Linked DNA regions of Homo sapiens: region 2 is linked to region 1. The links are chromatin contacts, found by Hi-C or POLR2A ChIA-PET in ENCODE. All regions are on one chromosome and are shown on one strand. The core of a region is the stretch at or near the end of the contact, and the rest is flanking DNA. Distances in the headings are between cores, read along the strand shown.

What was found. Hi-C counts contacts between places; a loop is a spot of excess contacts on that map. ChIA-PET counts read pairs that join two places held with the same protein, here RNA polymerase II (POLR2A). Pooled maps may share reads with other maps.
Region 2: a loop to region 1 is called in a map of CD8-positive, alpha-beta T cell, with 16 times the contacts of the local background. The contact joins the promoter of B4GALT5 here to the promoter of PREX1 in region 1. A Hi-C loop is called at or near these places in 4 of 168 maps with a recorded cell type or tissue (CD4-positive, alpha-beta T cell, CD8-positive, alpha-beta T cell and naive thymus-derived CD4-positive, alpha-beta T cell), 1 of 37 single-sample maps with no recorded cell type and 10 of 50 pooled maps. POLR2A ChIA-PET finds 5 or more read pairs at or near these places in 1 of 52 experiments (OCI-LY7).

Annotation. Positions count from the first base shown.
Region 1 is chr20:48,824,624-48,830,055 of GRCh38, reverse strand. It overlaps PREX1 (phosphatidylinositol-3,4,5-trisphosphate dependent Rac exchange factor 1), which reads left to right and starts at 2,057. Exons shown (of 40, transcript NM_020820.4): 1 at 2,057-2,414. The coding sequence starts at 2,196. RefSeq lists silencers at 1,404-2,083, 2,494-2,563.
Region 2 is chr20:49,710,924-49,716,355 of GRCh38, reverse strand. B4GALT5 (beta-1,4-galactosyltransferase 5) reads left to right here and starts at 2,478. Exons shown (of 9, transcript NM_004776.4): 1 at 2,478-2,780. The coding sequence starts at 2,666. RefSeq lists silencers at 2,266-2,595, 2,886-3,005.

The sequences.
Region 1 (5,432 bases), core at 808-3,307:
GGGAGGGAGTGCTACTGGCATCTAGTGGGTAGGGGACGCGGCTAAATGTCCTGAAATGCACAGGACACGCCCCTCCCCCAACAAAGAGTTATGTGACTCCAAATGTCAATAGTCCCAAGGTTGAGAAAGTCTGTATTGCATAGAATTCGCTCTCACAAAGACTCCCCTTTTACAGATTAGACGACTGAGGCCCAGAGAAATAACGTGTCTTGGCCAAGGTTACCCTGCCAGTTGGATTTGGACTGGGATACAAATGCAAGCCCGCTTCATTCCATGGTCCATTATGTTCCAGCCATGTTCTCCCCTCGTGGTAGACAGAATTAATTTAAAGATGAGGAAACGGAGGCTCAGAAAGGTACCGTGAACAGTTTAAAGTCACAAAGCAGAGATACTCCAGAGGCCTTTATTAGGAATAAAAATATAAATAAAAAACCAGCTACCTTTGGACACAATTGACTCCACTACCCAAGCGTGACAGGCTCACCTATCTCATGTCCTTTACTCCCTGCCCAGGGGAACTTCACTCAGCCCAAGGCCCAGATCAAATGCTACCTTGCCCATGATCCCAAAGAAAGAAGTCAGAGAGGGCAGAAGCCACCCCATTCTCTCCCTGTGTCCTTAGGCACTTACAGTATTGAGAGGCCAATGGGAGGAAAATCCTAGGCTTTTGGAACAGGAATAAATAAGCAATGTTTCTGTCCATAAAATGACTACAGTCTAGAGGCGGATACTATGTGGATCACTTTATCCCCTGCAGAGACGATACAATCTCTGGTCCGGAAACACGGGTGATTAGGGATTGTATGGGCCATTTGAGAGTGGGGCCAGGCTTAGAGGGCCGTTCACACATGCAATAATAGTAAGAACAAACATTTACAGAGAACTTTCTAGGTGTTGGGCTTCACACATGCAATAATAGTAAGAACAAACATTTACAGAGAACTTTCTAGGTGCTAAGTACTTCCCATGGAACCCCGGGGAGGACCTTGGAGCTAGGTACCATGATCGTTCCCGTTATACTGATGAAAACACTGAGGATCTTGAAGCAAGGAAACCAGCCCAAGGCCACCCGGCCAGCAAGTGGGGAGCTAGGATTTGAACCTGAGCAGCTGACTCTAGGCCCCAGAACTTCCTCCCCTCTCCATACCTTCCGATAAGGCGGGTGATGATCAACATTGCCCAGAGCAACCTGACAAGAAGCTGGGTTTCCCAAGGCCTTATCCCATGGGGTGGGTGGATGGAAGGGGGAGCAGGCAGGGTACCTGCCACTTGATCAATAACTCAAGAGCAGGTAATAATTTCTTCTGGGAAAGGTGGAAAGGGCAGGGTCAGGGGGCAAAGAAGTTCAGAAAGAAAAGGAAGGAAGGAAAGAGAGAGATGGGAAAGGAAACGGGAAAGAGAAAAGTGAGAGCGAGCGCGCGCCACGCATGTTCCTTCCCAAGGTCGTGGTAGCACCGAGGGCACCGCGAGGGCCCGGCGTTCCCGGGAGGGGCCGTCACTGCCCAGAGAGGGGCCGTCACTGCCCAGGCAGCGGTCGCCCCTGACTTCCCGGGGCCGCGGAGGCGCGCGTGGCGGGGCTGGCTTGCCCCCGAGCGGCTCCGCAGCGAGCTTTCCCAGCCCGGTGTTTACTTGGCCCGAGCAGCGGCCGGACCTGCAAGCAGGAGCCTGCGCGCGGCGGGTGTCGCGTGTGCCGGGTGGGAGTGGCGTAGCCCGCGGTGACTGCGGGTTGGGGGGGCGCCACGCGTCCGGGCGCGGAGTTGGTACGCTCGGTTCGGCGTGCGCGCGGCCTCGGACTCCCGGCTCCGCGGGGCCCTTCCGGAGGCTCCCGCCCGACCCCCGAGCTTCCGACGGAGGCGCCGAGCGCCGCGCCGCGTCCCCAGGGGCCCCGTGCACGCGCAGAGCGCCTCTGCGGCCGAGCGCGGCGTGGCACTTGGCAGACGGTCCCTGGCGCGGGGGCGGGGGGCCAGCCGTCTGGGAGCCCCGAGGGCCGCCCCCTCCCGCCCCTCGCCCGGCCCCCGCGCGCTGCCTCCGCCCCCGGCCCAGCCGCCCGGCCCCCAGTCCCGCCCGCCGCGCCGGGAGCCCGGCCCGCCGCTGAGCCCGGCCCGCCGGCGCGCCCCGTCCGGGATGGGGCGCCTGGACGCCTGAGTTGCCGCTCGGCGCGACGGAAGGAGCCGGCGCCGCGCGGCCGCGCTAGAATGGAGGCGCCCAGCGGCAGCGAGCCCGGCGGCGACGGGGCCGGGGACTGCGCCCACCCGGACCCCCGGGCCCCTGGCGCCGCGGCGCCCAGCTCCGGCCCCGGCCCGTGCGCGGCCGCCCGGGAGTCCGAGCGCCAGCTGCGCCTCCGCCTCTGCGTCCTCAACGAGATCTTGGGCACCGAGAGGGACTACGTGGGCACCTTGCGCTTCTTGCAGTCGGTGAGTGTCGCTCGGGAGCTTGGGGACAGCTTTCCCTCCAGCCGCTCGCCCCGCTGCGGTCCCCACAACCTGTGGCCGTGGTCCCCGTGGGTGGAGAATTGCCTCGGGGGCGCCCCGCAGGGCGCGCGGAAAGCGGGGGGGATCCGAGCTCCTCCAGAGCTGTCGCGTCGCCTCCCTCCCTGGCCGGCGCACGGTCCTGCTCCGACCGGGGCTCTCCCGCACTCCACTTCCCCGCGGCGCGCGCTGCCCTTTTGTCTTTTCTTCCCCGTCCCCGCCTTTCAAATAGTTTTAAAATTAGTTACATCCGCGATGCAGGGGCTTGGGGACCCCGGCGGCGCCGGGAGCTGGCGCTCCTGCGTCTTTTTCCCAGGAATAACTACGCGCCCGGTGCACCACTCATCTAGGACATACCGTAGGAGCCCCAGAGCCCAACGTCCCTGCGCGTTGATGGAGTAGGATAAAACCTGAAGCTCAGAGGAGGGGCGGGGATTGACAGAACCCCAGGGTAGAATCCCCCATGCACAGGTTTTTGCTGGAGTTCGGGGAGAGTGGGTTTCGAACTCAAAACTCGGCAGTCCAGGCTCCCTAACTGCATCCACCCCCACCAACTCCCCATCTCCAAGTGCAAAACCACGGCCTCAGACTTTGTAAAATAACAACCGACCACTTACTATGTGCCAGACACCTTACATGTGTCATTAATTAGCAGGTTTAACCTTCACAGGCGGTCTATGAAGTAGGGACGAGTATTTCCCCCATTTTTAATTAAAAAAATTTTTTTTTGAGACGGAGTCTCCCTCAGTCACCCAGGCTGGAGTACAGTGGCGCAATCTCGGTTCACTGCAACCTCCGCCTCCCGGGTTCAAGCAATTCTCTTGCCTCAGCCTCCCGAGTAGCTGGGATTACAGGCACGCGCCAGCCACCACGGCCGACTAATTTTTGTATTTTTATCAGAGAGGGGATTTCACCATGTTGGCCATGCTGGTCTTGGACTCCTGGCCTCAAGTGATCCGCCGACCTCGGCCTCCAAAGTGCAGGGATTACAGGCGTGAGCTACTGGGTCCTGCCTCCTCCGTTTTTAAGATTGGGAAAGTTTAGCTCCAGAGGGGCCGGGTAGCTTGTCTGGGATCGCACAGCTGATTAAGTGGGGGTACTGGGCTTTGAACCGGGACTATCCCAGCTGGTGTTCTAAACCCCTATTCTATGCTGCATTTTTCTTTTGCTTTTTTTCTGTGAGAGGGAGGAAGGGGCCACTTCCCTACTCTCCTAGGAAGTGAGAAAAGTGGCCAGCGGGTGGAGGGGGTGGGACGGGGCAGAGCCTTGGATGGAAGTTAGGAGACTCTAAAGTCTTTAATCTCCATGCCTCCTGCTGGGGCCTCATTTACTCCCCTTCTCTGCTCTAGGAAGTCTTTTAATCCTGGTTCAGGAAGGGCTGGTGTGGGGGTGGCTCTTTCAAAGACCCTAGAGCCAGGCTTTGTAGCTCCTAGTCTTTGGGAGAAAGAGGGAGACTCTGGGGTCCTCTGGGGCTCCTCATGGCTTAGGGGTGCAGCTGAGGCTGTGTGAGATCAGAGTTCCAGCTCAGGGAGGAGACAGCCTTAGACTAGAGCCCTTCTGCCTGTGAAAGGAGATGTACTGGGGGCAGGGGGATGTGGGAGAGGGGGTTGTGCAGAAGCATTGAAAACCATTTGGCTAAAGGACCCTTCTAGGAAGGCCTGTAAGAATAAGGCAGGATTGGCTTTCTTTCCCATCCCTTCTTCTCTCACAGTTTCGGGGGTGGGGGGTGGGGGAAGAATTTGTTCTGTTAGAAGCTGGCAGTTTTTGAATTAAACATGTAGACAACCCTGGTGTCTCTGAGCAATGTCAAATTCTAGGGAACTCCTGACTTCTCCTTCTGAGCCACTCCATGCTCCTCTGCTTGGAAGAGAAACAGGAAATACAAACCAATTTTGATATTAATGGGAAAGAAAATATACCTCTCCCTCCCACGCCCCTGCCCTAGATGGTGTGTTTCATTTTAGAACAGATCTAGATTGTGTTTGAGTTAACTGTGGTTTTAAATCGTCCACGTGTAGAGTAGGAGGAAGCTGGAATAATGGAAATTGATTGGAGCCAACCATTCTTATTATTCAAGAAACAGGAAAAAAAAAGATTTCTCTACTTTCACATTATCTCCTTAACACTTTACATTTGCTGACTTCATCACATTTTTCTTTTTGTATCTGATGTGTCAGTTCTGAGATGAATTGGTTCTGACTTGGACATGTGTCTTGGACCAATCATGCTACGTGTCCTGACCTCAGTTTCCCCACCTGTGAAACAAGGAGCGGGGAATCCGGGCTTCCTTTCTGCCTGGGCCTTTTGTGTGTCCCCAAGCTGGTGCCAGAAACAGACGGATTGTGTAACCTGACCAGCCATACGTTGTTTGTGAGCCACAGGAGTCCTCTCTCATCTTGGCCCGTCAGGAATGGCCCCTAAACATCCCAAGGCATTTTCGTTTTCAAAACTAACCTGGGGCTTAGAGCTTCAGGAACTGCTAATTACCAAGGCTTTCCATGGTTGCAAGGCTGGCAGCCTCAGGTTGTGATTCTCTTCTGTCTTCCCACTCTCTCTTCTCAGCCTTTATATTTGCTAAGGGATTTTCCCTGCTGTCTCCTGGCTTGGAAGAATGCACGGTAATCCCTCCCTGCTTTTATTTCCATGTGGTTAGAGGCAGGCCTTAAAGGACCACCCTGGTCTCCGTGTGTCCTTGGTGTGAAGGTCCCATCGGCCCATGGAAACCGTGGAAAGTAACCCCCGTGATAGGGGCCATGTGTGGCTTCTGTCCTCAAGGAGAGGACGGTGTAGTGGAGGATGGCCAAATGGGTGTTTAAAAAAAACAATCCAAGTGCAAGGCTCTGGAGCCAGACTGCTTGAGGTTAAATCCTTGGACTTGTGACCTTGGGCAAACACCTTAACCTGTTTGAGCCTTATTTGTAAAAAGAGGGATGTTAATAGGTCCTATTTTATAGGTTTTTAAAG
Region 2 (5,432 bases), core at 1,229-3,728, 890 kb before region 1:
TGAAGTATTAAGGCATGAAGTACTAGTAAGGCAACAACTTACTTTTTTTTATTGTTTTTTTGAGTCAGGGTCTCACTCTGTCTCCCAGGCTGGAGTGCAGTGGCGCTATCTTGGCTCACTGCAACCTCCACCTCCTGGGCTTAAGAGATCCTCCCACCTCAGCCTCCCAAGTAGCTGGGACTATAGGCACACGTCATCACGCCCAGCTAATTCTTTTGTATTTTTTGTGGAAATGGAGTTTTGCCATGTTGGCCAGACTGATCTCAAACTCCTGAGCTCAAGCGATCCATCTGCCTTTGCCTCCCAAAGTGCTGGGATTACAGGTGTAATCGCCCAGCCTACCTTTAAATATTTAGCAAAAAATAAAAATTTTCAACATATGAATATAGATACATACATGTGGAAAAATGATAACAATGATCAAATCCAGGTGGGGAGTGTACAGATGTTTCTTGTACTATTCTTTCAACTTTTCTGTATGTTTGAAAATGTTTCATAGATACGAGGGTTGGGAGGGGCCATTGTGTGGGCCAACAAAAACTATTTGCAAGTTAGATGATTCCGGCTAGTCTGGGATTTCTGGTCCAGGGCCTTACCTGCACTATTTCATCGAATCCACATCACATCCCCGTGGGGTGGGCAGCACTGGGTCCGATTCACAGGTGATGAATAGAGAAGCTCAGAGAGGTAAGTGACTTTCCCAGAGTCACACAGCCAGGAGATGCCAAGCCGAGATTTGAACTCACATCTATCTGAGTCAAAATTCTCTGCTTTCCTTTTTGATCGTTTAAGCCTCTTCTCTTCCACCATACCATTCTCCAGGGGTATTGAATTAGGTGACAGCTAAGCACTCTTACTATGTGCACTTTGCATGTATTACTTAAATCCTCGCAACAACCTGATGAGGTTGCTAATAACCTCCTCCATTTTACCGAGGCACAGAGAGTTTAACTTGCGTGAGGTCACACAGCTAACAATGGAAAAGCTGGGAGTCAGAGAACCTGGGCAGTGTGGCTCTAGACTCCCCACTTAAAGGATCAAAGAAACACTGTAAAAAGTAGAAATCACTTTAGGAATATAAATCAGAATTATTGTTGATTCTCACAGAATCCCTGCAAAGTCCTCTCCCCTCCCCACTGCTTCTGGCATTCCAAGACAGTACCCTAGTTTCAGATATGTCTACACAGGGACACTGGCCTCCTCAGTCCAGCTCCTTGAGGCTACTGCTTCTTGCCATAAATTTCTAGGACTGTTCATTGCCTTCTGAGGTCCTTTGAGCTGATGCTGATCTGAAAGCATTTTTTTGGATATGGTCCCATACCCAGGTGATGGGGATAGGATACCGATTTGCCTGCAGGATAAGAATTAGAGGTCATACAGACTGCTGAGACAGTTACAACCTAGAGGTCAAGGGCCTGACATGGGAGACAGGCCAGTTTTGATTTAAGCCCTTACTGCAAGGCTTGGGTGAATTGCCTTTCCATCTAGAAACCTCAGTTTCCTCATTTGTATGATAGTAATAATAACAGCACACATCTCAAGACTGGTGGGGGAATTTCATGGCATGAGTGAAGTCCATGTTTCTCAGCAGAAGTCTAGAGACATTGACAATTGTTATCATTATGCTATTTCTGATACAGTAGGATCCCTGACTACAGCTCCAAGCTCATCCCTATTTCCCCCCCTACTTCACTGGATTTTATCCATGTTGGCCTTGGATTCAACTCGGGGGCAGATCAGCCCTTTTCCTACCTCAGGGCCTTTACACCTGCTGTTCCCCCTGGTATGACTGCTTTTTCCCCAGCTTATTCAAAAAAGCTGGCGCTTTCTCACCCTTTTATATCTCAGTTCGTGTCACTGCTCAGTGAGGCCTTCCTTGACCACTCCAGCCTGCCTGCAATACATCCTCCTGTTTTATCGTATTCATATGTGTTACCAGTACCTGATATTACTAGCTGATTTGTTTCTTTTATCTCTCACATAATGTAAGTTTCAAGTAGACAGAGATTTTTATCGTTTTTTTTCTCTGTAGCATGCCCAGCGCCAACAACTGTGTCTGGCATTCAATAAATAAATGGTGAATTGAATGAATGAATGAATGAATGAATGAGGGTGTATACCAGGCCGAACCCCCAAGCCTTGCAGTCCCCACTCTTCTGCTGCAGTGGGCAACGAGATGAGTCAGACTTTGTAGATGGCCCCTTGGCCCCCGAGATGGGGGACGAGCTAGCGCGGAGCACTTGGGAGACATTCCCCGAAAGCCTGGGCGGTGGCCGCACTGGGAGAGGGTCTGTCGCCATTTGGCGATTACTCCATGCGGGCTGCTGTGGGCGCCGAGCGAGGGTCGGCGGCGAGCGCAAGCGCGCGGGTCTTTTGCGACGGTGCCCGGCGGCACTGGCCCCGCCTCCCGCGCGTGCGCCCCGCCTCCGCCCCCGCCGCTGCGCCCGCTCGGGGCCGCTCTGGCCCCCGCCCGCTTCATGTGGCCCGGCCCGCGACGGCCGGCGGCTGGGAGCGGCGAGGCGGCGGCGGCGGCGAGTGGCGGCCCGCGAGGCCCGGGAGGCGGTGGCCGAGGCCCAGGCGGTGGCGGCGGCGGCCCAGGAGGCGGCGGACGGGGAGCTGCGGGAGCAGGCCCGGCCTGGCTCTCTAGCGGCCGCCTGGCTGCAGCATGCGCGCCCGCCGGGGGCTGCTGCGGCTGCCGCGCCGCTCGCTGCTCGCCGCGCTCTTCTTCTTTTCTCTCTCGTCCTCGCTGCTGTACTTCGTCTATGTGGCGCCCGGCATAGGTAGGAAGGGGGCTTGGGACCGCGGCGGCTGCCGCTCTGGCCTTGAGGGACCCGGGGAATCCCCGCCCCTCCCTAAGGGGCCCCGGCCGGGAGGCGGCCCTGAGCCTGGTCCTCCGAAGACTCCGGAGTCCTGGCCCGGCTCTCGGGGACGCCAGGACATTCCTGCCCTCCGCACCCCAACAGGCGCCCGGGATCCCTCTCCCGCGCCAGCCTCCGGCCCACCCCGCCCCTCCTAACGCCACCCTCGCGAACCCGACTGTACCTTCACGCCCGCCCCTTGCTCCGGAACCCCCTTCCCGCTCTTGCCTCGCTGGAACTCCCACTTCCCGCTCCTCTGCTCGAGAACTCCCGCTTCCCCTTCCCTTCCCCGGGGTCTCCTCGAACCCCCATTCCCGGCATTCCCCGCACCCCAGTCCCCCGCGGCGCGCCCGCTCTTCGCCGAGCCCATGTGCCCGGGTCCCAGGCCGCCCCACCTTCTAGCTCCCATCCATCCTCCCCCACTCCCCATGACTCCATCGTTTCCTGCTCCCGTGAGCCCCCTCCCTCCCCTTTCTTCCTCTACTTCCCCTATTACATCCACCTCCAGGTCCTCCTCCCTAACTCACGTTCACCTCTTCAGTGGCCTGATCTCTCTGCCTGCCGGTGGCACCCCCCTTCCCCTTACAGAGGTCCACCCCCATTCAATCTCCTGCTAATCCCCTGAGCGTCCCATGCCTCTTCCCCATCTCCCCCCCCCCCACCTCGCGTACCCACAAGGGCACATCCTTGTCACCTTTGCCCCCAGCCCCCCAGACTTTCAGCCACAGCTTCTTTCTCAACTGAAGACCTGGGGAAGGGGTGCTGTCTGTGTTCTTTCTTCCACTTCTGCCCTCTCCTAGCCTTGAGGGTAGATGGTGTGGTTCTTCAGTATTGGATAGTGCCTGCTCTGCGGACAAAGGAGAAGTTTAAATTGTCCGTAGAGAAGGGGATATGATTGGGGCCTTTGGGAAATGGTACCAGGTGAGAAGGGGGAGCATGGAGGAAAGATGTAATGGGTACTCCTTCTTTTCAAAGTCTTATCCTTTAAAGGAAAGGCGGTCTCTGGAGAAACTGACCCTCCCACCCCTCCCCCGCCTGCCCCAAGCATAGTCTTTTATAAGACCACAGGGCACCAGTTAGGACAGGAAGAGATCAGAAGGAAAGACAGCATGAAGGTTAAGAGCGGAGGACACAGAGGTCAGACTTGGATTCCAATCTCTGCCCTGTATGACCTTGGGCAGGTTACTAAGCCTTTGCATTTCTCCTCTGTAAAATGGGAATGTGAGTCCCAATCTCATACAGTGTTAAGGATGGAAGTAGATACATGTTCTTTAAAAGCACTTACCACTGTACCTGGTGCTTGAAGAGTTTTAAAAATAAGTAAATAAAGGCAGCTATTACATGTAACTTCCAGGAAGAAGGGAGTTAGGTGGAACGCTTAAGGAATGTGTTTGCCTGACTTGGCATCACTATGAGGAAACCTCAGTTTATGGTGAAAAATGATCAGAAGATGCTGCTGGGGTAGGGGCAGGGAGAGTAAATTCTGCTAGAAAAATTTTGGATTATATGGATTTTAGGAAAGGGTTGATGGTTTAGCTGTAGGGAAATGCCTTTTAGGATTGTAGCAATAACTAGTGCCATTCTCTGTTGACCTGTCAACGCAGAACTAGCTGAATAGAGAAATTTCCAGATAGAGCAGGAGATCGTCTCCTGATTATTTTTTAAGCATATTTTACTTGTGGTTAATGTTGATGTTTTGAACTATCAACTAGATCTGGGAAGATAGAACAGGCAGCATCAGATTGCCTTGTTTACAAAGTGTCATCACGAAAAGTGTTCCTCTAGGAAGGCATAATATGTGGCCTGATGGATTTGATGAGTAGATTGTAAAAGGGTTGGGATTCTGGCAGAACAAGAAGAGATAACTAATTAGTGGAATTAACTGAGAAAAGAGTTCATTAGCATGTTGGCTATTAGACTCTAATAAAAATGGGTGTGAAAAGATGGGATTTGGACCTAGAGGCAGTCTTAGAGCCATAATCCTTTTTTTCTCCTTTTGTGAAAGTGACAGGTACTTCTGGTCTGAGTCCATAAATCAGCTATATCTAAATGGAAAACTATATCCCACTGGGATGGTAATCACCCTTTTGATAGAAAGGTTAGAAGCCAGATTCTTCAACAGAAATGGAACTTATCAATTTAATTAAGATTCCTCAACAGTAGATTTTTAGGTCAGTGGAACCCCTGTGTAAAGCGATGTGCTACTGCCATGCCTAGAATCCTATATCACTGATAGCTGAAAAAGAGGCAGAGCACTTACATTTTCATTAGTACTGTATCCCCTTGAATGTAAGCCTTCTGAAGGGGAATTCTACTTAGGATGGAAATTTTGTTCGTGAGAAAGGGGAACAATAAAAAAAGGATGTGGAGTAGTTACATTTAGCTGTTTGCCCTTCCTACTAATTTTTTTTTTTTTTTTTTGATAGAGAGTCTCTGTTGCCCAGGCTGTCGTGCAGTGATGCTCATAGCTTACTGCAGCCTTGATCTCCTGGGCACAAGGGATCCTCCTCCCTCAGCCTCCTGAGTAGCTGGGACTCCAGGTACATGCCACCCTGCCTGGCTAACTTTTAAAAC